Regions from separate parts of the Homo sapiens genome. Here region 2 is linked to region 1. A link is a contact called in ENCODE Hi-C or POLR2A ChIA-PET data. All regions are on one chromosome and are shown on one strand. The core of a region is the stretch at or near the end of the contact, and the rest is flanking DNA. Distances in the headings are between cores, read along the strand shown. Region 1 overlaps PBX1 (PBX homeobox 1). Region 2 overlaps PBX1 (PBX homeobox 1).

Region 1 (5,979 bases), core at 1,795-4,294:
AGCTGGGAAGGAGAAAAGAAGGAAGCCTGCACCCTAGACGCAAACCACAACACTACCACGTCATGATCTTCTCTCTTCAAACCTGAATATGTAATATTCTGCTACACAAAAACAAAATTGCCATAGTGGTGACGGCAAAAGGTTAGGAGGTCATTGAGGTTTATTTTGTGGACTTTTTTTTCCAATAAAATCCTTCCTTTGTAGGCTCAGGAGACTGAATGGGAAACTGCTCCTTTGGCTGATCTTTGCACAATAAGGATTTAGTCACGTTATTGTTTCTTAAATTTATTTACTTAAATCTCCGAAGCACTCTGAAGAACAAATTGCCACTAACAAAGGTTTCCTTAAGAAAGTAGATGGCTGCTGTAACCATGCCCTGAATACCAGGCCCTAAAGGCACCGAAAAGAATCTCGGGGCATCCAAACATCTGGCAGCAGCGCCCAGCAGCCTCTCCTTCACCTCTATGTGGTTGTTTCTCTTTATATGATAAATTTTAATAGCCTTATCCACAAAGAAATTTATGGGTCATTTACAAATTAGAAAAAAAAAAGAATCGCCTCTGAGCCATTAATAAATATAGTTGTTTCACTTTAGCTCGATTATTCAAAACATTGTGCTGGGGCAAAATTCTACTCTCTCATTCGCTCACTGAATCTCATGTCCAATATACTTCCTTCAGAAGAGGCCGTAAGCCCCCACGGCTGGCAGGAACATTCCCCACGAAGCTGAGGCTGGTAACCCTTCAGCTGGGTGTTAATGCCTTCAAGTGGGTCCACCTGGCTACTCCACACCCAACTGGTCCTGCATGCGGCCCAACACTGAGAGATTTTAGGACAACCTCTGGTCTCAACAACAACAGCAAAGCAAAAAAGAATGATGTCCTATTAATGGTCAGGACTTGCCTTGCCAGGGCTAGTGTTAAGCACTGCCTACTTGAGCTGACATCAAGTATCCTACCTCCTCCAATCACATGGGTACCCCAAGCGGCCTCATTCATTCCATCAGCTTATTCCTCCAGCCAAACTCAGTGAGGTATGAAAGAAGGGAGAGGCAAGGCAGAGAGACAGTTCTGATCCTCGCTCCTCCAGGAGCTACACAGGTGATCACGCACACATCACTATGAATATTTCCCATATACCTAATATTAACCTCTGAGAATATTTCCTCTTTCCAACCCCTCTCAGTTTCATGCCTCTGCTCCATCTTTTTAAAACACCATCTTTTTAAAATAGTCAATGGGAAGCACAAACAATTTCACACAAACTCTACACACCTCCTAATTAATACATTTCTTGGCCTTCAAATCTAACTGGTTTTAAATAAAATAAGAAAGGAAATTGTCAAGGCTGGCAAAGAACACTGAAAGGATAAACTGCAAGCCCCTACCCGCCATGGAAGTTTCAGGAGGGTTGCAAAGCTTAAAGCATAAAGCATACTGCCTCTTTTCTTTCAGGTATGAAGGATACATTTAATTGGGCGCAGTGGTGGTGGGTTGGCTGGGGCAAGAAAGTGTTAGTATTTCGCTTAGCTTTCACATCATTTTGTGAATCCTGCAAATAAATACTCCCTAAAAAGAAATTTGAATTCACTATGAGTTAATAGACTTAGTTTCTAAATGTGGCCAATTAGAAATTGATAAGATAGATACAATGCACCACGGCATAAATATTGCTTGCATTTACACTTAGAGTTCAAGACACATAAATAGGTCCCCAATCAGAGTTCTGAAGAAAACAAAAGAATGAAAAGAAAAGGGCGGGGGGGGGAGGGCGGCGGGTAGAAAAACCAACAACAGTCATTTCCAAATTACACCCTTTAAATTATACTCAAATTATGAAAATAGAAAATGATTGTGCAAAAACCCAAAAAAAATTTTTTTAAGGAACAATATGAACAAGGGAAAACCTTAAAAGAAAACCATCTTGCACTATTTTGCATAGAAAATTCAGTTCTGGTGGATTTGGGCTGTGTCTGTAATGCTTGGAGGGGACAGGGATGGACCAATAAACAACCTTGCATGCTCATATTTGTAGCCAGCGCAAGGAGAATCCAAATATACCACTATTAAGAATGGGTGTTGGGATTCACTGATACACAAACTGTTCAGCTCGGCGGTTAAAAAAAAAAAAAAACACCAACATTAAATAAATAAATGAAAAGGGTGATATGTCTAAGCAGAACTGATGCTACCTATTTATTGCTGGAAGCCAGTACTCTGGTGAGTAGGAGACAAAATGATTATTTAAAAGCTCCTTTTTATCTCTGCAGCACCATGCAAGACTCAAATGAACCTTTCGCCAGGACACCAGAGATGTTAACACTCATCCTCCAAGATCCAATTTCAACCAGCGGAGCTGTTACCTAATCCAGCAACCATCACATATGATCAGGTTCCTGCTTCCCTGATGGGTGCCCTGCGCTCTCTCCCTCCCCCTCATCTCTTCCCTCCCCACCCCAGCAGCTTTTTTCTGAAATAGGTTTTAAAGGGCCAAATCCCTTGTTTGTCCTCATGCATATAGGGTTTTAATGGCCAGGCAGGCCCGGACGCGTCCACTACCCGAAAAATGTCATTGATTGCAGTGGATATGCAATCTGCAGAGGGGTTGCGCCCATGAAGATATTTAACCCATTTGGTAATCATTCTTACAGAAAGAGTTTCCTTCCCACAAATCCACCCAATTATGGAAGAGACCAGTTGAGACAGGTAGGTGATTTATACAGGAATTGTCACAAGTCCTTTAAAAAGCTTCTGATGTCACATGTACCTTGCTGCCATCGCTTGCCCTGGGGTTAATTCTTTGGTAAAAGTCCTAAGATAAAGGGACTGTCACAGCATTGTGGGAGCTGCTCTCACCACTTGTCTCCTGCTGTTCTTTCTTTCTTTTTCTTCACACAAGGAGAAAAACAAACCAAACCCAAAGGCATAGTCAAGATCATCCTTGGCGGGAGGGCCGTGTGGCGGGTTGTTTTGTCCTTGGCTGAGTGACGTGGGTCCGGAGCAGCTCCAGCCAATGCCCACTAGAGGGCACTCTTTCTTCACCAAGGACTGGTTCTCCAGGCGGGCGGACAGTCAAGTGTCCAGGTTCATGCTGGGGGAATGCCTCTGCTCAGATTCAAACTTCCACAGGTGGGGGCAGGTTGGGAGGGGAGGAGGGCAGATCTACAGGGAGGGTGGTCTTCAGATTTGGACAACAGTCCAGGGGCCCAAAGCTGAGCTGAGAGAGAGAAACAGATAAAGAACAAGACAGAAAGCAGAGGCAGGTGGTCTGGGGAAAGGCACAAGGTAGCCTCCCAACGGTGTGTGCAAAAAGGCAGGCTCTCTCTGGCTGATCTCTTTGTTTGATTTGTAGGCACAAACCTCCATGCAGAGTGTTCTATTGCCCAGGAGCTCAGTCTTTACCACATCCTACCAGAAGAGTTAGAAAAGAGAGACCAGCTCTCCCCGCCTCATTCCCAAGTCAGCTATGCAGTTTTAGGAAAAGAGCAAAATGCTTGCTTCCTGAGAGCATCAGAGTTATACCTTTTATTTGTTCATAAAGTACTTGCACGCACTGAATTACATCACCTTACAAAACATGAAGTAATGTTCCAAACTTACATAGCAGATAACCGAAGATTATAAAGGCAAAGCACATTTCCCCAAAATCAAAGCAAATGAGACACAGCCGACACTGAACTCTAGATCTTTAACTCTCAGACACTTCAGTCCTCTACAATATTGGAGTTCTGAATCCTTTTCACAACAGGCAGCTACATGGATGTGATATCTATTCTGTGCGTGTGTGTGTGTGCGCGCGCACACACACACACACACACACACACACACACACACACACAGTCTCTTCTGATGCCCAAGGCACACCGATACTCTGGCCAAGAAGAAAACAATCAGATAGTAATGGAAAGAAGGAAGTTTTTTCTATTGATTTCCTAATTTCTTTTAATTTCTCTAAATCTGGTCCTTTCCCATTACCTCTTTCCACCATCATGGTTAGAGCCACTGTATTGGGTGATAGAATGCCCTCTTCTTTCTCAGCCACAGAAATCCACTTACTACAGTCCTATTTCATTTTAAATCTCAGCTCAAAATCCTTCATGAAATCTGCCCTGACGAGAAGAGCCGAAAATGATCTCTAAGCCTCTGAGGCACCAGGGCACGTACTGCCTAGACCACAGCCATGGGGCATCTCAGGACATGCCAGGGCACACCTACCATCTTGCCAGCAAGACTGTGAACTCCTGAAAGGCGGTTCCCCACACAACCTCACAGGGCCCCTGACACTAAATGTCTGTTCCAATATTTCTTAAGAGCAATATAATAAAGAATCAAGGAGGGAAGATACGGGCTGGTGAGATCCAAGGATCTGTGCCTCAGCTTCCTGTTCTCAGCCAGGCAGCCAATTCCCTGTATGTGCTCTCTTTCCCCCTGCATTCCAGTTACAAGTTGTACCAGAGCCAGCATGCTGTTGGGTAGAAGGCTGTTCTCTCTGCCACCTCTTCCATATCCACTTCAAAAAACTGTCAAATCTGCCTTATCAAATCTGACAATTCTAAACAAGCAAAACTACACTGGCATTAAGCCAGAGCTTCCTGGACCCAGCCTGGTATGACCCCAGGAAGCCAACATTACCGGTGACAAAGGCTCTGGGTGCTGGGAAAGGCCTGGTTCCTGACTGGTACCTGGGGAAGAAGCACTCTGTGAGGGCTGACAGGGCCTGGCAGCCAAGGGGCCACATAGAGGTTGTCTCCACAAACAGGCCCTCTGAGGAACGCTCAGTGCAATCAAACAAATTACTGCTCAAGTACCTCCAAGGTGACAGGAATGAGCTGGATCCTGGGACCTTGGATGACCCAGATATGGGCTCCGACTTCAAGAAGCCCATGGTTTACGCTCCTCCAGTCCCTCGGACACAGGACACCAACTGCTTTGAGGCTTGTGGGTACATGAGATTGCCAGGGTGGGTGGATAACAACTGAAAATCTGAAGATTTGTGTGCATCCAACTGATGCACATACACTTCTTCCTCTGATTTTGTTTACTTCCTATAAGCACAATATATCCACAGCCCGGAACCTCCTCAAGTTGAAAAATAACTATGCTCTAATTTGATTCTTCTCAACCAAAGGTGGGACCCAAATCTTCTGTTAGTGTCTTGAAACTCAGGGCAGCAGGTCCTCGTGTTCTTCACTCCTTATTCTCAATCTCTCTGTTTGATGTGAAATGCCTTTTTTAATGGTGATTTTTAAAGAGTTATTCATCAAACAAATAGAAATGACTGATGATTCTGTTTTCTAAATTTTACAAGTCAGCATTACTGATAGGTGTCAGTCAGCGCTTCTGATTATACAGGGAAAGCAGTTACCACCCGAGTTGACACCTTCCAGCCCCAAGTGGAGACCCTGGATGCTGCAGTAGGCCTGGAGCGGCCTCTTCAGATGAGAAGCTGTAGTTTAAGAAATCTCCAAATGTTGAAAGCCACCCTTGTTCCCCCGGGTTGTCTCTCAGCCCTCTAGAATCTCAGAGACACCGAGGTGGGACTTAATCTAGGTCCAGGGTTTCTTAAAGTGGGGGATTTGTATTGAAGGTAAGATATTATTGTTTTTAAGCCATTCCAACTGTTTTTCTTGGTTTGCCAAGCAGGTAGGCCAAGTTCAGGGATTTGAAGGATTTAGTAAATGAACCAAGTTCAGGGATTTGAAGGATTTAGTCAAACAAAGGCAAGAATTTGCGGCCCTCAAATGTTTCAGCCCAGGAATATTTATTGAGCATTTACTATGGTGCCAGGCACCGTGCTGACTTTCCAAATAAACGTGGTCCTGCGAGGAGCTCTTAGATTCACTCGTTTTTCACATTTAGCCAACAGCCACAATGTGTAAAACTTTGTGTGAGGTTTTAGGGCAAGAGATGAAAACAAAATTATATGACACTCTTGAGACAGTTTTAGGTTTTTGTTTGTTTGTTTATGTTTTGTGGTTGT
Region 2 (5,979 bases), core at 1,280-3,779, 37 kb before region 1:
AACCCCATCTCTACTGAAAACACAAAAATTAGCTGGGCATGGTGGTGCAAACCTGTAATCCCGGCTACTTAGGAGGCTGAGGCACAAGAATCGCTTGAACCCAGGAGGCAGAGGTTGCAGTGAGCTGAGATCACACCACTGCACTCCAGCCTGGGTGACAGAGCGAGACTCTGCCTCAAAAAAAAAGAAAACAAACAAACAAACAAAAAAGGTTTACCCTAAAGAATAATGCTTTCTGCTATCACAAATATCCAAGGAATTCAAAGGGAAAAGTTTGTGTAACGAGAGCACTTCTTCCTTCCCATTTGGGTTTCAAGATATAATTTGAACACTGGGGTTGGCTAGAAAGAATAGAAGTTACTAACTCTAATGAAAGAGTTTTCTGGAGGGATGATCTACAATTTAGTCTGGTGTCCCTTGAGCTAACAATGAATCAAAGATCATAAATGTAGAATTCTAGAGCTGTTGAGCTGAAAGAGAGCTTTCAGTTTGCTTATCTAATAAACTTTACAGATGAAGCAACAACACAGAGGTGAAGTGACTCCTTAAAAGAAAAGTCACAAGAAGGACCTAAGTTTCCCAATTTCAAGTTGCTTCCACCTTCCTCCAGGTTGTCCTTGGAGGTTCCAATACCACATCTAGTAGGGAGGGCAATTACAACAATGAGAATCCAGTTACAACAATGTTATGTTGCTACATGCACAGCTATCCCACAAACAATACTATGTTGCTACATGCATGGCTATCCTACAAACAGGTATATATACTTTTTTTAAACAGGGATTCTTTTAGTATAGAAACACAGGGACTCTTTAAGGATAGGAGGAGTGAAAGAAATTTTACAAAATTCATAATAAGAATGATCCTACTGCTGAGGATAATTATGTCTGCAATATCATCACCATATAAATTCACACACTTACTGCTGATTTGAATCTTATTCTCAGAGAATATACATCAGCCGGAAAGTTTGAAAAACTTTTTCCAAAAAGAAAGACTTAAGGATATTTTTGGATCTTAAAGACAGTATAATTGTGGATAAGCATTTAAAGTAGTAATTCTCATCAGATACTTTATAGCTGGTACACTAGATGTGGCTATTGGTCATTAAAATGAATTTTTAATTTAGTAGCATCTTTTCTTCCCCTCCCTGATTTATTCATTCAACGAACATGTTTTGAGCAACTAGAACATGCATTTTTAGGACCATACACATGGGCAGAAGTGAAAGACACAGAGGTAATTTCTGCGCATGTATGTACAGTGCAAAGAAAATGTGTGTCTGTGATAAAGTAGAGAGAAGAGGGGGAGAAGGACTAAGAAGAAGAAAGACACGAAGGAGGAGCTGGGCTTGAGACTCAGTGTGATTTGGATAGTGGGGTGGGATGGAGAGGTGATGTGGGAATGAAAGGACATTTGTGTAGATGGCATACATGAGTAAATGTAAGGGGAAAAATGGGTAATGAGGTAAAGATGAGCTGGCCATACTGAATGGCATCCAGAGTTTATTTTGATGACAGGAGGATGAGGTAGAAGGACAGGAAGGCTGGGCCCAGATGTAAGAGACCCTGAATGTCGTACTCAGGGTTTGAGCTTGCTTGGGTAGGCAATAGATTTCTGAGCAACGAATGACAAAATTCAGAGGGTGTGTGGGAGAGAGGAGGAATTAAAGACAGCAACAGTGATTAGGAAGTTATGGCAATAGTCTAGTTAATGAACTATTTCTAGAACTAGGATGGTGGCAGTGAGAATGGATAGGAAAGAATGTGATAGCTAAGTGATCTTTAAGTATGTCTGATTGACAGAGAAGTGGAGTAATCTCCCTCCATTACTTAGAGCCACTCTAAGCTTAGTAAGTATTGCCCATTGTCACATGAGAACACAAAGTACTTAAGGAGGTATAATTTAACTCTCACCATGGCTAAGGAAGGGGGTCTTTAGGCCTTGCATAACACTATATCCATCTCAAAAGCACACCTTTCCATCAGAAGAGAAAAAAAAGTGACAAATGTGTCCTAACCTATCCTCACTAGGAACTACCTACTGAGAAAACTGCTCACATCAGAGGAGAAAAAAGGTCAAATCAGAAAGTTATCACTTACAAAATTTCATACTGCATTCATGTGGAATAATTTATGCTTTGCCAATCCCTTTCCGACTTATTTTCTCATTTGCCCTAAGCCAGTCCTTGAAGTAAGTATAAAGGGTGGGAATTACTGTCCCCATTTTCTAGAAGAGAGATTCAATATTTGCCCACGGGCACATGAGTTACTAGGACTAGCAGCTCCCAACTCCCTTTATAATACTCCTACCACCGCACCTTGCAATTCTACTGCTGTGTGGTCAGTTAAAGGCAAATGGTCTGAACTTTACAGGGCTTAAAATAGATGCTGCTTGGATAAGATATGGGTGCTGTGAAAGCCCAGCCAGGGGAGCAGATAAACGCTGCCCAGAAAATGTCCTCCACCGAATCAAACACAATCCAGAGCCCAGCTGGGAATTCCACTGCAGCTTTGGGGTTAGGAACTGTTTATTTTCATTTCTTGGCTCAAAGCTTTCATTCCTGTCCTTGTCTCTTCTTGTCTCCCCTCCTCTCTCTCTCCTGCTGGCAGTCATTGTCCTGCTCTATACACACATGTCTTAGCATCGAATACCACCATCTAAAAATACATCTCACTATAACAAGCTTAGCCTCCTGCAGGTGGCACAATTTAAAACTGATATCAAAAGAACATATCACGATCAGCCTTTGATTCATTTACCCTGCATATTAAAGACCCAGAAATAAAATAACCACAGTTCATGGAAAAAAAAATTAATGCAAAGTGAGAGACTCTTTCAAGTGGCATTTTCAGGCCCAGTTTTTGTGGTGGGCTTATGTCATCAGACATAATTGTCTGCACATGTTTGGTTACACTATTTCAGAAATTATTCCCAGCCCACCAGATGATGTCAGAGGGGTCAGTGTTGACCCCCCCCCCCACCCCCCAGAGTCTGACTGCTGCTCTCTCTCTTCTATGCTGCCCAATTAGGAAAGAAAGACGCCAAATAACAGCAGTGTCAGCCCCATTTCCTGCCCAGTCATGTGGACTTCCTTCAGTTCCTTTTGAGTATGGCCAGGTTCTTGTCCCTACACTCTTGTGCTTTCCTCATGTTCTTCTCTTCTGCTTATGCACAGAGCAAAGCTTTCTCTGGAAAAACTTATATCCCAAAAAGATTCAGGAAATACATAAATGCATGTGTGTATAAACCTGCACTCAGACAAAATCCAAACAACTTCATTCATTTGGAATTCTTTTGGAGAATACACTTTCCCACAATGGCTTCTTGTATTTTTCCAAGCAGTCTTCCCAGTAAGTCAGCCATCAATGCAGTACTAATAGTTAATGTAGTTAGAACAAGCACAAGATGGGAAGAATCTCTCTGTCCTAAAAATCCTTCCAAGAAAGTAAAATGATTGTCTAGAATATGTTTAACAGGGTTAACTTTGACTTCTCTCCTTCCATTCCAGAGAAGACTTGATAAATATTGTGTAAACTCAAGAGGAGATTCTGCCTGAAAAAGGTAGAAAATAAAGACTCCCTAATGTAAGTGGCCTTAAAAGTCATCAAGACAATCAAAATCTGCTGCCTGACTTCCTTCTGCAACATCCTTACCAAGCAGCTAGCCAAGCCATGTTTGAATTTTCCAATGATGGGGAACACTTAAGGGCAGCCAACCCCTTCTTTGGAGGACTCTTACTGTGAGAAAGGTCCATCAGATGTTGAAGTGAAACCTGTTTCTCTGAATCCACTACTTAGTAGTCCTATCCTATCCTAACCCCTTTAGATCATTCATGATGAATCTAATAGTGTTAGCATGCCTTACACTACTATGTAACCCCCAAATTTTCTCTTTTATGAGGTAAGAATTCCTAATGTGTTCAATCATTCCTCATCTGATCTGAGAAATAACTGATATTCTCTTAATCCTCCCAAACCAGACAGAATCATGTATGACTTGACCAACGCAGTTGAAGAGGTCATCACCTCCTTCACTGCAGACATTATATCTCCATTAGTATAGATTACATTAATAAATCATGCCTAACTCTTCTTCCTTCGATCCCTCATTCACTTTAATCATAGCAACAGAAACAAACAATAAAAAATGATCACTACCCACCACCCAAACCTTTCTTCAATAGTTAAGAGCCAATAGTTCTACTCAAGCCTCCTGTGACCTCTAAAAGCCCAGGAATCATCCCTGATCTAAAAAACAGCCTCCTTTTCCAGGCTGCCCTCTTGTCCCAGCTTGCTGTCACCGCTGCTGAGAAAGCAGACGATTGATCTGAGAAATCAAGTTGGATTGCTGTCCCAAATCTACACTCGGTTCTCCTTGTGTCTGTCTGATCGATTTCACTCTGTGCGACATAGCTTGTCGCTATGAATTTTCATGCTAGTCAGGAGCCGCCAGCGTACCCAAGAACAAGTAGAAGATGGTCTGCATCCCTCCCCATCCCTTCTACATACCCAGCTTCTGTGTTAATTTTCTTTTTAATCGTCCATAGACAGATTGAAAAAAAGTATTTTTTTTTTCAGACCACAGACGTGGATGCAATGGATTTTGGCTACTGGTTTCACCTCCCAGGTTCCCAGGCCCCAGCTTGTGGTCACATTTCCTACCACTGTTGTACTAGGTGTCACCTGTTTAGCAGCTCCTCTAGCTGAACGCATGTGGCCGCAGGTGCCATGCAAACACTGATTGCGTCTGACAGCCCTAGACGCCAGCTGCCTGCATGAAGCCTGCCCAATCGCCACTTTTTTTGTGGGTAGAATGCTGCCGATGGCATGACCGATACAGAAACAAGAAACTAGGTGACCGTAAAGCTAAGATAAGCCCTACTAAGTGGCATTCTGGGCCCTATGGCTTTGAAATAATTGGTAGTGAAAGAATAAAAACAAAGCAGGGGGTGGGGGGGCTTGTTTTCTTACACTGATGCCCTGCGGACTGTACATCTGACTGGCTGCGAGTCCATCACTGTATCCTCCTGTCTGGCTGATAACATGGCGAAGGGTATCCACCTAAACAGATGAACAATAACAGAGAGAAAATTAGTCAGAGAGGTGTAGGAAAAGGGAGGCAGATCATCATCAGGCAGGCCACCATTTGGGCATGCCATATTAATGCAATCATTTTGGAGACAGTTGTCCTGGGAGAGTCCATTAGGAGGAGGCTAGCTTCCTCCGTATGCCAATCCATAAAGAATTCTGAGTTCAGTAAGCAAGACGTAAAATGGTAAAAGAAAACTGGGATCTCCACATTGAAACTAGTTCAACAAGTCTGCATGAGATGGTAAGGATTAGGATGATAGAGGGAGCTGGAGGGGAAAGCATGAAGGAATTTTCTTTTCTCCCCATTTTTCTTCCCTACAGGTCATCCTATACAGCTGTTCCTTTGCTGGGTATCCTATAAAAACAAAGGTTCTGTTTAGAGGAGGTTTGGGCAGCCATCTCACAGAGAGAGCAGTACTTGATTGAGACCTTGTATTTTTTGAGGACTTAAGTGATGGCCAGTTGTTTAGTCACTTGACCAAAGCCTGACCATATCACTTCAAACTGGTTTCCAGGCAATGTTTCTCAAGAAAGGGGTGAATCGCTGACCAGTTGGTCTGTTCCGGGCTTGTAATGCTTCTTGTTCCACATGGAGGGTGGGAAACTAGGCTGACATGGCTCAGAACTTCCCTAGTAATTCTGACCCACAGCATACTACTTTACCCTCTCACAACATGTTTCATGCTGAGGTAGTAGGATGGCTTCTTCAAGTATCATGAAGGAAATCTGCTTACTATGGAACACTAAAATTTGATATCACATGGCTTGATTTTGCTTCCCAATGTGGACTTCTACTCATCACCAGAAACTCAAGTCCCTTGACCTCAAGGATGACTAAGAAATGTATTTAGTCAACCTGGCTGGGTGTTTTTAAAGCTTAAAATGA

What was found. A loop is a pair of places that touch in the nucleus more often than their neighbours do. ChIA-PET counts read pairs that join two places held with the same protein, here RNA polymerase II (POLR2A).
Region 2: a loop to region 1 is called in a map of heart right ventricle, with 2.0 times the contacts of the local background. The contact joins two enhancer-like sites. A Hi-C loop is called at or near these places in 3 of 168 maps with a recorded cell type or tissue (HCT116, IMR-90 and heart right ventricle). POLR2A ChIA-PET finds 5 or more read pairs at or near these places in 3 of 52 experiments (A549, AG04450 and OCI-LY7).

The regions. Positions count from the first base shown.
Region 1 is chr1:164,784,541-164,790,519 of GRCh38, reverse strand. The region is part of intron 2 of PBX1 (PBX homeobox 1); the gene reads right to left. Among named protein-coding and RNA genes, the nearest start is that of PBX1-AS1, 13 kb to the right of the region's middle. Within about 2 kb of position 3,044, at least 14 of the 41 ENCODE cell types and tissues checked have a DNase peak (open chromatin) inside an H3K27ac peak, as active enhancers do.
Region 2 is chr1:164,820,621-164,826,599 of GRCh38, reverse strand. It overlaps PBX1 (PBX homeobox 1), which reads right to left. Exons shown (of 9, transcript NM_002585.4): 8 at 4,974-5,063. Among named protein-coding and RNA genes, the nearest start is that of PBX1-AS1, 49 kb to the right of the region's middle. Within about 2 kb of position 2,529, at least 5 of the 41 ENCODE cell types and tissues checked have a DNase peak (open chromatin) inside an H3K27ac peak, as active enhancers do.